2 separate regions of the Homo sapiens genome follow, and region 2 is linked to region 1. The links are chromatin loops, found by intact Hi-C in ENCODE. Cell type or tissue: CD14-positive monocyte. All regions are shown on one strand. Links, peaks and the distances in the headings refer to the core of each region. The heading gives the core; the rest is flanking DNA. Region 1 overlaps TASL (TLR adaptor interacting with endolysosomal SLC15A4). Region 2 has its middle 32 kb from the start of GK.

Region 1 (5,381 bases), core at 52-5,051:
AAATCTAGATAATGATAAAGAGAAAAAAATTAAAAGATTTTTAAAAGGATATGATCATATCTAGATTATGATAATATCTAATCTGCAGTGTTGTTGGAAGGTTAAGGGCTATGCCTGGAAAGCACTCGGCATACAGCTGTCATTATTATGATGCGTATCCCATTTATTGCGTCTGCTTTTTGACTTAGGTCAAGGGTAGGTAAGCCACAGCCCAGGACCAAATTGGCCCCCTGCTTGTTTTTGTAAACTTTAGTAGGAGCCCAGACACAATCATTTGTTTACATATTGTCTATGGTTACTTTCCTGCTAGGCCAGCAGGGCTGCAACAGAGTTTGTATGATTTGCAAAGTCTAAAATATTAACTCTCTGGCCTTGTATAAAAAAAGTTTGCTGATCCCTAACTTAGGTGTTTTAAACGTTCCCCCTTATAAAGTTCTTCTTTCCTTAGGTTTTCTCTTTGACTCCACGCTTGTGTTGTTTAGATGTAAATTAAAAGTGTGTCCTTTGATCAGCATGCTCAAAGGATACAAAATTACAGTTATATAGAAGGAATAAGTTCAAAGGATCTCTTGTACAGCATGGTGACTACAGTTGATGATCTATCATATTCTTGAGAAATGATAAGAAACTGAATATAAGTATTCTCACCACAAAAATAATAACTGTGAGCTAATATATATGTTAATTAGATAGATGTTGCCATTTCACAATATACACACTTCAAAATACCATATTATACATGAGAAATTCATACAATTTTATCTGTCAATTTTAAAAAATCAATCAAAAATGTGTCTATGTGAAGAAGTGATAACAACAGCTTTCTGAAAAACTAAATGCTCATCTAGAAAGAGAACTTACATTGCAGTTTCTTCTGAAAAGCAAGTAAATGATTTAACAAGGCACTGCACTTTAGCACATATTTCTAAGTTGTGAATTTGCACATAAGGTTAATTTTGGCATTCCCCTATCTGTTAATGATTAATGTGGGCTAAAATTGCCTATAACATCTCCTCTGCAAATATTCTCAGGTGTCTTTTCCTTCACGCCTAACCAATCAGGGAGAATTTTATACATTTTATATATGTATATTTTATATGTAATATATATAGCTTTACATATATATAGCTTTATATATATATAGCTTCTCTAAGATGAGAAACAAGAATTCAAGTGACAAAATATCATTGAACAATTAAAGTAATCCATTGGGTTAAATTTTGATGTCTCAGATGAAATCAAGTCTAACAAATATGTTAACATCTGTTTGAAGTGTACCTTTTATATACCCTTGAAGAGACCCAGTGATATCTTATTAGAATTTCAAAAATAATGGAAAATTATTAAGAAAAATGCAAAAATCAGTCAAAATAAACCCAATTAACTTTTCTTGATGTCTCTACTCTAAAATTTGAGGATATTGTGATGTGCAATGCTGTCTTTATTCTAGTGGTGCATTAAAGGGTGCAGTAATGCCCCCCCCCCCTTTTTTTTGAGATGGAGTCTCGTTCTATCGCCCCGGCTGAAGGGCAGTGGCCCGATCTCAGCTCACTGCAACCTCTGCCCATGACCCCACCCCATTCAAGCGATTCTCCTGCCTCAGCCTCCTGAGTAGCTGGGATTACAGGCATGCACCACCACGCCCTGCTAATTTTTTGTATTTTTAGTAAAGATGGGGTTTTGTCATGTTGGCCAGGCTGGTCTCAAACTCCTGACCTGAGGTGATCCACCTGCCTTGGCCTCCCAAAGTGTTGAGATTACAGGCGTGAGCCACCACGCCTGGCCAAATGGGTTTCTTTCTTTCTTTCTTTCTTTCTTTCTTTCTTTCTTTCTTTCTTTCTTTCTTTCTTTCTTTCTTTCTTTCTCTTTCTTTCTCTTTTTCCTTCCTTCCTTCCTTCTTTCCTTCTTTCCTTCTTTCTTTCCTTCTTTCTTTCTTTTTCTGAGACTAAATTTTGCTCTTGTTGTTCAGGCTGGAATGCAGTGGCGCAATCTCAGCTCACCACAACCTCCACCTCCCGGGTTCAAGCGATTCTCCTGCCTCAGCCTCCCGAGTAGCTGGGATTACAGGCATGTGCCACCACGCCAGACTAATTTTGTATTTTTAGTAGAAATGGGGTTTCTCCATGTTGGTCAGGCTGGTCTCGAACTCCCGACCTCAGGTGATCCACCCACCTCGGCCTCCCAAAGTGCTGGGATTATAGGTGTGAACCACTGCACCCGGCCTTGAATGGGCCCTTTTAAGTGCATTAAAGTGGAAGATGAATTGAAGCAAAGGGCCTAAACTAGGAAATTAATTATGAAGATTAAATGTGTTAATATATGTATTTTTGTTTATAAATTTTATGTATTATTACTCTGCATAGCTTTAGAAAGGTCTTTTAAAAGCCTCCTTAGTGTGCTCTCTGCTGCCCTCTGCTGCTAATTTTCAGAAATTAATTTTGATTCTGATTAATGCTCACTTTATTCTTCATAATCTCATTCAAAATTAAAGTTTGATGGTACTCTAGACATAATTTAATCCCACATTCTCAATTTACAGATGATAAGTTGAGTGTCTGAGAGGTTAAGAACATGAACTTGGGCTCTGTTTCCTGACTGCTGGTGATTTTGGACACTACTCAATTTTGTCATCTGTAAAATGAGCATAATAATAGTACCTAAATATTAGAGTTTTTTTGTGATGATCAATTAATTTAGTACATAAAAAGCACTTAGAATATTATCTGGGTTGTAGCTAGTACTATGTTAGCTATTTTATAGATCTGGCAACAACTAAACTAAAACCACTGCTAGTGACAAGATCAGAGAACTCTGGTCTCTTAAATACTAGTGCGTGCTCTCTCTCTTTCTCTTCATATATATGTGTGTGTGTGTGTGTGTGTGTGAGAGAGAGAGTATTTATGTACACACACATATATATTTTATAAAATATATACAATTCTCCATGATTTGTTAAGTGTGAAGGAAAAGACACTGGAAGACGTTTGTAGATGAGATGTTCTAGGTAACATACATATATTTATATATATACACCACATATGTATATTGCCTGAATGAGTATGAAATTAAATTTTGCCTTCAAATATAGATTTTTTTTTTTCTTTTTAGACAGAGTCTTGCTCTGTCGCCAGGCTGGAGTGCAGTGGCGCTATCTGGGCTCACTGCAATCTCCAATCTCCACCTCCTGGGTTCAAGTGATTCTCCTGCCTCAGCCTCCCGAGCAGCTGGGATTATAGGCACACGCCACTACCCCCAGCTAATTTTTGTATTTTTAGTAGAGACGGGGTTTCACCATGTTGGCCAGGATGGTCTCGAACTCCTGACCTTGTGATCCATCCACCTCGGCCTCCCAAAGTGCTGGGATTATAGGTGTGAGCCACCGTGCCCGGCCCGAATATAGATTTTTAAAATGTGACTTGTTCAATGCATCCAAAGCTCTTGTAGTCTTTACAAAGCCCTTGCTGCTGCTCCTTCCTCCTTGTACTGTTCCAGGTAGGCTCCCCATAGAAGAAGTTACAAACCTAGAAAGCTCCTCAAGCCCCCAATATAAATTCCTACTGCCTGCAAGTGGAAGGTGACTTCACTGTGGACTTTAAGTAGCTTCTCTAATGAGCTGCCTACCTGAATTTCCAATGGACAATTACACACTTGCACCCAGACAGTCTATCTCTTGTCAGGCTCAAGAAGAGCTAAGCTAAACCCATTGCTTCCTCCACAGCTCCTCCTGATCTTCCCATTTTGGTCAATGATGGTGCCATTTCCCCTACATACCCACACTCAGAGTTACTTTTGGCTCCTCTCTCTCCTTCACTTCCATGTCTGGGGGTCTTGGTCTCTCAAATGCATTCCTTCTCTTTCTTTTCTCCTACCTCCCTCCTGGTTCCTGTCCCAGTCATCTCAGGCTGGGATGAATCCAACAGCCTCCTAACTTGGGTCCTTAATACCAATCTCACTCTGCTGAAATTAATTTTGCACTTTATTGCCATATTATATCATGTGGTGAATCAGCTTCCTTACCTGCCAGAACGTTGCAGTGCCTACAGGATGAATCAAATGTACTCAGTCTTGGATGTCCCAACTTACCTCCCTGACCTGACCTTATCTCCCACTCCTCCCTCTCAGAAATCTTTTTTCCTTTTTTTTTTTTTTTTGCTGGGGACGTGTCTATCCCTAGACACTAGGATGCACTTTCTGTTTTTCCGTCATCAGACCCACCACTTTACTGGTCTGTCTTGGGTCCTACACATCAGAATGATAGGGTTCTTATTCTGCCAGAATTAAGATACCAGCAAACCTCTCAGTTGACAACCAATAGGAAAAGGGGCCCATTACTGTACTCAAAATAAAATTCTAGGCCCTTTTCCTTCATTGTTATGAAGGAGTGTGGAGATTATCAGGAGTACTTATAAAACTCATCTGCATACAATGAAAGAAGACTCTGTTAGGGTTGATTGTTTAATATGAAGAAAAATAAGATAAATAGTGGGAGACTTGGAGTGTGTCTGAATGGGGATAAGGGGTCCTAAAGGGGGGATTCGGCAAACTGGGACATTTCAAGAAAGGCTCTTAGGTGAGCATGACACTGACAAACAATGCTTGCGCCCCACCTACATTGGTGTCTGTTACTGACCCACATGAAATTGACAACACAAACCTCTTCACTTTTATTGCCCTTCTCTCCTCTGTCTGCAATGTTTTCCCTCTTTTCACTGCCATTGGAATCCTTTCTGTCTGTAGGGCCAAATAAAGGTTAACCTGTCACACAGTCATCTCTCTCTCTTCTTCACCCTTAGAATATGCAATATCTTTAACCACAAACAGCTGTACAGGAAATGCCATCTTCTTCTCCCCCCACCCCCTTAGTTACTATTTATTTATTTATTTGAGACAGAGCCTCACTCTGTCATCCAGGCTGGAGTGCAGTGGCACGATCTCGACTCACTGCAACCTCCGCCTCCCCAGTTCAAGTGATTCTCCTGCCTCAGCCTCCTGAGTAGCTGGGATTACAGGCGTCTGCCACCACGCCCGGCTAATTTATGTATTTTTTAGTAGAGATGGGGTTTCATCATATTGGCCAGGCTGGTCTCTAACTCCTGACCTCAGGTGATCCGCCCTCCTTGGCCTCCCAAAGTGCTGGGATTACAGGTGTGAGCCACCGTACCTGGCCCTTAGTTACTTTAAAATATTTATCTTTAGTTTTTATTTTAATTAAAAATTTAATCACAGTTATACTTGCACATAAATTGGGTCAAATAATTCTGAGAAATTTGTTATGAAAAACTGCTGTCCTTGACTCCTTTTCCAGAAGCAACTACTTTTATCTCCCTTAACTAATTACTTGATATTTACCATCATTTCTTTAAATAGCATGCTGTGTTGCA
Region 2 (5,381 bases), core at 91-5,090, 51 kb before region 1:
TGTCTTTTTTTGAGAAATGTCTATTCAAATATTTTGCCCATTTTAAAATTGGATTATTAGATTTTTTCCAATAGAGTTGTTTGAGCTATTTATATATTCTGGTTATTAATCCCTTGTCAGATGAGTAGTTTGCAAATATTTTCTCCCATTCTGTGGGTTGTCTCTTCACTTTGTTGATTGTTTCCTTTGCGGCACAGAAGCTTTTTAACTTGATGTGATCCCATTTGTCCATTTTTGCTTGTGGGGTATTAAGAAATTTTGCTCTGTCGCCCAGGCTGGAATGCAGTGGCATGATCTCAGCTCACTGCAAACTCCACCTCCCAGGTTCAAGTGATTCTTGTGCCTCAGCGTCCCAAGTAGCTGGGATTACAGATACCCACCACCATGCCCAGCTATTATTATTATTATTATTATTATTATTGTATTTTTAGTAGAGACAGGGTTTCAACATGTTGGCAAGGCTGGTCTTGAACTGCAGACCTCAGGTGATCTGCCCCCCTCGGCCTCCCAAAGTGCTGGGATTACAGGTGTGAACCACCGCTCCTGGCCTTGCTTTCCAATTGGATGCCCTTTATTTCTTTTTCTTCTCTGATTGCTGGAGCTAGGACTTTCAGTACTCTGAAAGAGACTCTCCTAAGAGACTCTTGCCCAAGAAGATCATAACTGCAAATAACTGTTGCTCATTCTGGGAAATTTTCGAAAGACATATTGACTCTTCTATAGAAAGCATCAAACAACGATTTATACCCCAGATATTTTGAATTCCTTTTCTTAAAATCCTCATCTTGCCTTTTCTACCAATCCTAAACTATTATTCTTACCCAATAATAAGACCCTTAATTGAAAGGCCTGCCTTAAGTCAGATTTCAAACTCTCATAAATATCTTAACTTTCCGTTCCCTGCCCAAGATTCTGTCATGGTTTCTTTCTTTTACTTCAATAAGAATAAAGTCAACTTTGTCTGATCAACAAGTCGTCTTGATGATATATATGGGAAGCCAGTCTTCCACTTGGATTAATGGAATTAACTCTGAATTTGAGTTAGAAGTTAAGAGTTTAAGTCATAGTTCTGCTACTTGGTCCACTAATTTTCAGATACCTCTTCTGTAAAATGTATGTATATGAAATATATACATATATATAAAAGTGTCTAGTATAGTGTGTGATAAAGGATACTTAATAAATGTTTCTTACATTATCCTTACTTTTCTTTTTGGTTCCCTGCTGGAGAAGGGAAAGTCGGGGAAGTGAGTATACTGTTAGTCTGTTTAAGCCACCATCTCTGGGTAAGTGCTCCTTGGCCTTTAGTAACTAACCTTATAAATACAGCCAATGCTAGTTGAAGACCCTGGGGGATGGGCATACTTCTCTCTGCCAGGGCCACCATAGTTTTCTGAAAGCAGTGCACACAAGACCCAGAGCAAATACTAACTTTTCATACCTGCAGAGAACTAGTAGCTAATGCTTATGGATGGAGGGCTGAGGAGGACCAGCACTCACCTACTTTCTATACATAAGAACCTTGTGTGTATGCAGGAGGTGTCCTATGTAGGCATTTCTTAGGCCTTCCAAGGGTTTTCCCCATGAACATCATCTTGCTCACTGACTCCGCTCTGCTTTTTTCTCACTTCCTGTGCCAGTTATTGATTCATTGACTCTGAGGTCCATATTCGCCCTTTTTGTCTGCTATGGGAAAATGGGTCTGGGCCCTTTAAATATGCTTCTTTTGCCAGCTGCACAAAGTTCATCTTTGTCAGTAGAAGGTGCTGGAGAGACATTGTAGGAGAAAAGTATTTCATTTCATGCTCTGGTATGCTTGCTCAGGCACTCTCCTGTAGGGCTCTGGGCTTCTCCAGTGTAGGCAGTTTCTCCAGTCCCCAGTCCCCACAGTGCACAGCTGCCAGCAGCATGTAGTGTCCAGCAGCTTCACCTGGCCCCCACCTTGGGTGGTTTTGTAGCAGAGTGCCTCTCATGAGAAACCTCCCTGTAAACATCTTCCTGGGAATCCTTGATGATGGATTTTTTTTTCTAGCAAGTTAACAGAAGGTGGGTTTCTAGCATTAAAGTATGAAATTTCAACAAATTGATTTTTAAAAATAGCATTGACTTTTATTAGTAATTTATGAACTGGGCATCATCCAGTCTACAAAATAGACAGAAACTCCACTGGGCATAGCAGAACAGTCAGTTTTTGTAAGATAACTTTGGCAGGAACAAGGAAGCAGCATAGTGCAAAAGGTGGATTGGTTAACAACAGGTTACTTTTCTTGTATGAGTTAAAGCAAAGGGGATTTTCTTTTTTTTTTTTTTTTTTTTTGAGACGGAGTTTCGCTCTGTCGCCCAGGCTGGAGCGCAGTGGCGCGATCTCGACTCACTGCAAGCTCCGCCTCCCGGGTTCACGCCATTCTCCTGCCTCAGCCTCCCGAGTAGCTGGGACTACAGGCGCGCGCCACCATGCCCGGCTAATTTTTGTATTTTTAGTAGAGACGGGGTTTCACCGTGTCAGCCAGGATGGTCTCGATCTCCTAACCTCGTGATCCGCCCGTCTCGGCCTCCCAAAGTGCTGGGATTACAGGCATGAGCCACCGCGCCCGGCCGCAAAGGGGATTTTCTTATCCTGCTGGCTCAGGTTGCCTTGGCCCCTTTTGGTTGGTTGCTGTGAATCTCCTGTTTTTCTTTTAGAAAACTGGCCTGTTTGGGAATTTGGCTCTCATTTCTTTCCTGATTTCTTGGAAGGTCAAATCTTACAAGTAAACAGCTTAGGTTTCAGTTTGGTTACATGGAACCTTAGCATGAGTGATTCCATTTTGGGCTGGTCTATTGGGGTATAGTACAGCAGCTCTGTCCAACTCAATTGCCTTCCATAAATTTTATTTAACACCAGCAAGTTCTGCTGGTGAGACACCACAACTTCTCTGTCAGTGAGTCATAACCATGACTTGCTGACGAGGTCTGGATCTCATCCCTGGGTGAGGTAATCTTCCTTGGCAACTCTATTTTGGGACCTGGTGTGTCGACTTCTATATCTGCTGTTCTTACATTCTGTAGTGTTCTCCTTACCTTTTACTAGGCAGTCTCTCATTTCTTCAATCCTCTGTTATAGTTAATAATTGTTTTTTTTATTTGTTTTGCTTTGTTTTGTCTTGTTTTGTTTTGTTTTGACAGTTTTGACAGTCTTGACTGTTTTGACTGTTTTGACAGTCTCATTCTGTCACCCAGGCTGGAGTGCAGTGGTGCAATCTCCTTTCACTGCAACCTCTGCCTCCCAGGTTCAAGTGATTCTTGTGCCTCAGTCTCCCAAGAAGCTGGGATTACAGGTGCCTGCCACCACCCCCAGCTACATTTTTTTTTATTTTTAGTAGAGACAGGGCTTCATTCACCATGTTGGCCAGGCTGGTCTCCAACTCCTGACCTCAAGTGATCCACCCACCTCGGCCCCCCGAAGTGGTGGGATTACAGGCGTGAGCCACCATGCCCAGCCAATAATTGTTTATAACATTTCTTTGTGTGTTTTTCCCCTGATTGAACCCAAACTGATATGCTTCTCAAGCCATTTCTTTATCTTATCCTCTTTGATTTAATGTGGTGTACTAGGTTGTTCTTGCATTGCTATAAACAAATACCTGAGACTGAGTAATTTATAATGAAAAGAGGTTTAATTTGCTCATGGTTCTGCAGGCTTTGCAGGAAGCATGCTGCTGGCATCTGCTTGGTTTCTAGAGAGGCATCAGGGAGCTTTTACTCATGTTGGAAGGTGAAGCAGGAGCAGACATTTCGCATAGTGAAAGCAGGAGCGAGAGAGAGAGAGAGAGCCGGGGAAAGTGCCACAGACTTTTAAATGACCAGATCCCCTGTAAACTCAGAGCAAGAGCCCATTTTATCACCAAGGGGATGGCCCAAGCAATTCTTGAGGGATCTGCCCTATGATCCAAACACCTCTCACCAGGCCCCACCTCCTACACTGAAGATTACATTTCAGCATGAGATTTGGGCCAGGATAAACATCCAAACTACATCACTGGGAAAGGAGACAAGGCCCTGCCCTCAGTATTTGCCAAATCTCCCATTAGAAATAACTAAATCACAGTACTCACCAGTCTTTTCTGGAGCTTTGGAGATTTTGCAGCTTCAAGTACCCCTAATTTCAATGTCTTTTTCTCCTCCTTCCAGTTACCGCTCCTCCAAGGCAGACAGTTGCAGAGCCTTGTAGTCTGTATTATGGAAAGAGGGTCATAGGGAAGGGGGGCATAAAGAAGAGGAGCTCTAGTTGATCTTCTAGAGAATTTGAGAGCAAACACATCCTGCCTTCACAGAAATTAATTTTCTTTGCAAACTTTCTCTACAAGAGGCAGAAGACCAAGTTATATAAGAAAAATCCATTGTTCCTTTTATTTATTGGGAGCTAGAATCCTGTCTGAATTACTTTAAAAGAGCATTTTGGGCCATGCGCAGTGGCTCATACCTGTAATCCCAGCACTTTGGGAGGCCGAGGCGGGTGGATCACGAGGTCAGGAGTTCAAGACCAGCCTGGCCAACATGGTGAAACCCTGTCTTTATTCAAAATACAAAAATTAGCTGGGCGTGGAGGCGCGCGCCCGTAATCCCAACTATTCGGGAAGCTGAGGCAGGAGAATCACTTGAACCCGGGAGGCGGAGGTTGCAGTGAGCCGAGATAGCGCCATTGCACTCCAGCCTGGGTGACAGGGTGAGACTTCGTCTCAAAAAAAAAAAAAAAAAGAGCATTTTGCCTTCTCTCAGCCATAATTTACATTACAAGGCATGATACATTATCTGGTAATGTCTGGTCACAATGATTGCAATCTCGTTCCTCATTGAGATGGGCTGTGTGTGTATTTCCCTGTCTTTTAAATTTAAATGAAACAATCTCAAATTTCAAAAAATAAGACAGGCTACTAACAAAATACATTTAGAAATAATTTATGAAATTGAGAATGACTAGCATTTATTTATAAAATTGCTTCCCCTTTCTGTACTAACTTTTTACTCGATTGAAGTTATTTTCACATTCTTTTAACCCACAAGGCAGCTGCTATTTGACCATGTCCCTCATTCTGTTCATTACTTATGAGTGTTTGTAATCCTCTCCTGCATCTTCCATTCCAAGGCAACCACTGATCTGTTTTCTGCTGCTATTGATTAGTAAGCATATTCTAGAGTTTTATGGAAATGGAATCATATAGCAGGTACTCTTTTTTGTTTGACCTTTATCACACAGAAAAATTATTTTGAGATCCATCCATGTTGTATGCACTGCTAATCCATTCCTTTTTCAGTTCAGCAAATGTATTTCTCAGTTCAAAGATTTATTTTTATTTTAAATTATTTCAATCTCTTTGTTAAATTTCCCTGATAAGTTTCTG

Evidence for each region. Peaks named below come from ENCODE experiments on the same cell type or tissue, not always from the same donor. Only the 100,000 strongest peaks of a DNase experiment are listed, where the experiment ranks them.
Region 2: a loop joins it to region 1, with 3 times the contacts of the local background. A loop is called at or near these places in 10 of 110 quality-filtered maps.

What each region holds. Positions count from the first base shown.
Region 1 is chrX:30,567,741-30,573,121 of GRCh38, reverse strand. All of the region lies in intron 2 of TASL (TLR adaptor interacting with endolysosomal SLC15A4), which reads left to right. Among named protein-coding and RNA genes, the nearest start is that of TASL, 7.3 kb to the left of the region's middle. In CD14-positive monocyte, for the core only: a CTCF peak has its summit at 2,445 (motif pointing left); DNase peaks (open chromatin) are centred at 2,411 and 4,821; H3K4me3 peaks cover 2,647 bases; H3K27ac peaks cover 3,916 bases.
Region 2 is chrX:30,618,919-30,624,299 of GRCh38, reverse strand. No RefSeq gene overlaps it. Among named protein-coding and RNA genes, the nearest start is that of GK, 32 kb to the left of the region's middle. In CD14-positive monocyte, for the core only: no CTCF peak of the experiment used is centred there; a DNase peak (open chromatin) is centred at 2,939; H3K4me3 peaks cover 591 bases; H3K27ac peaks cover 3,263 bases.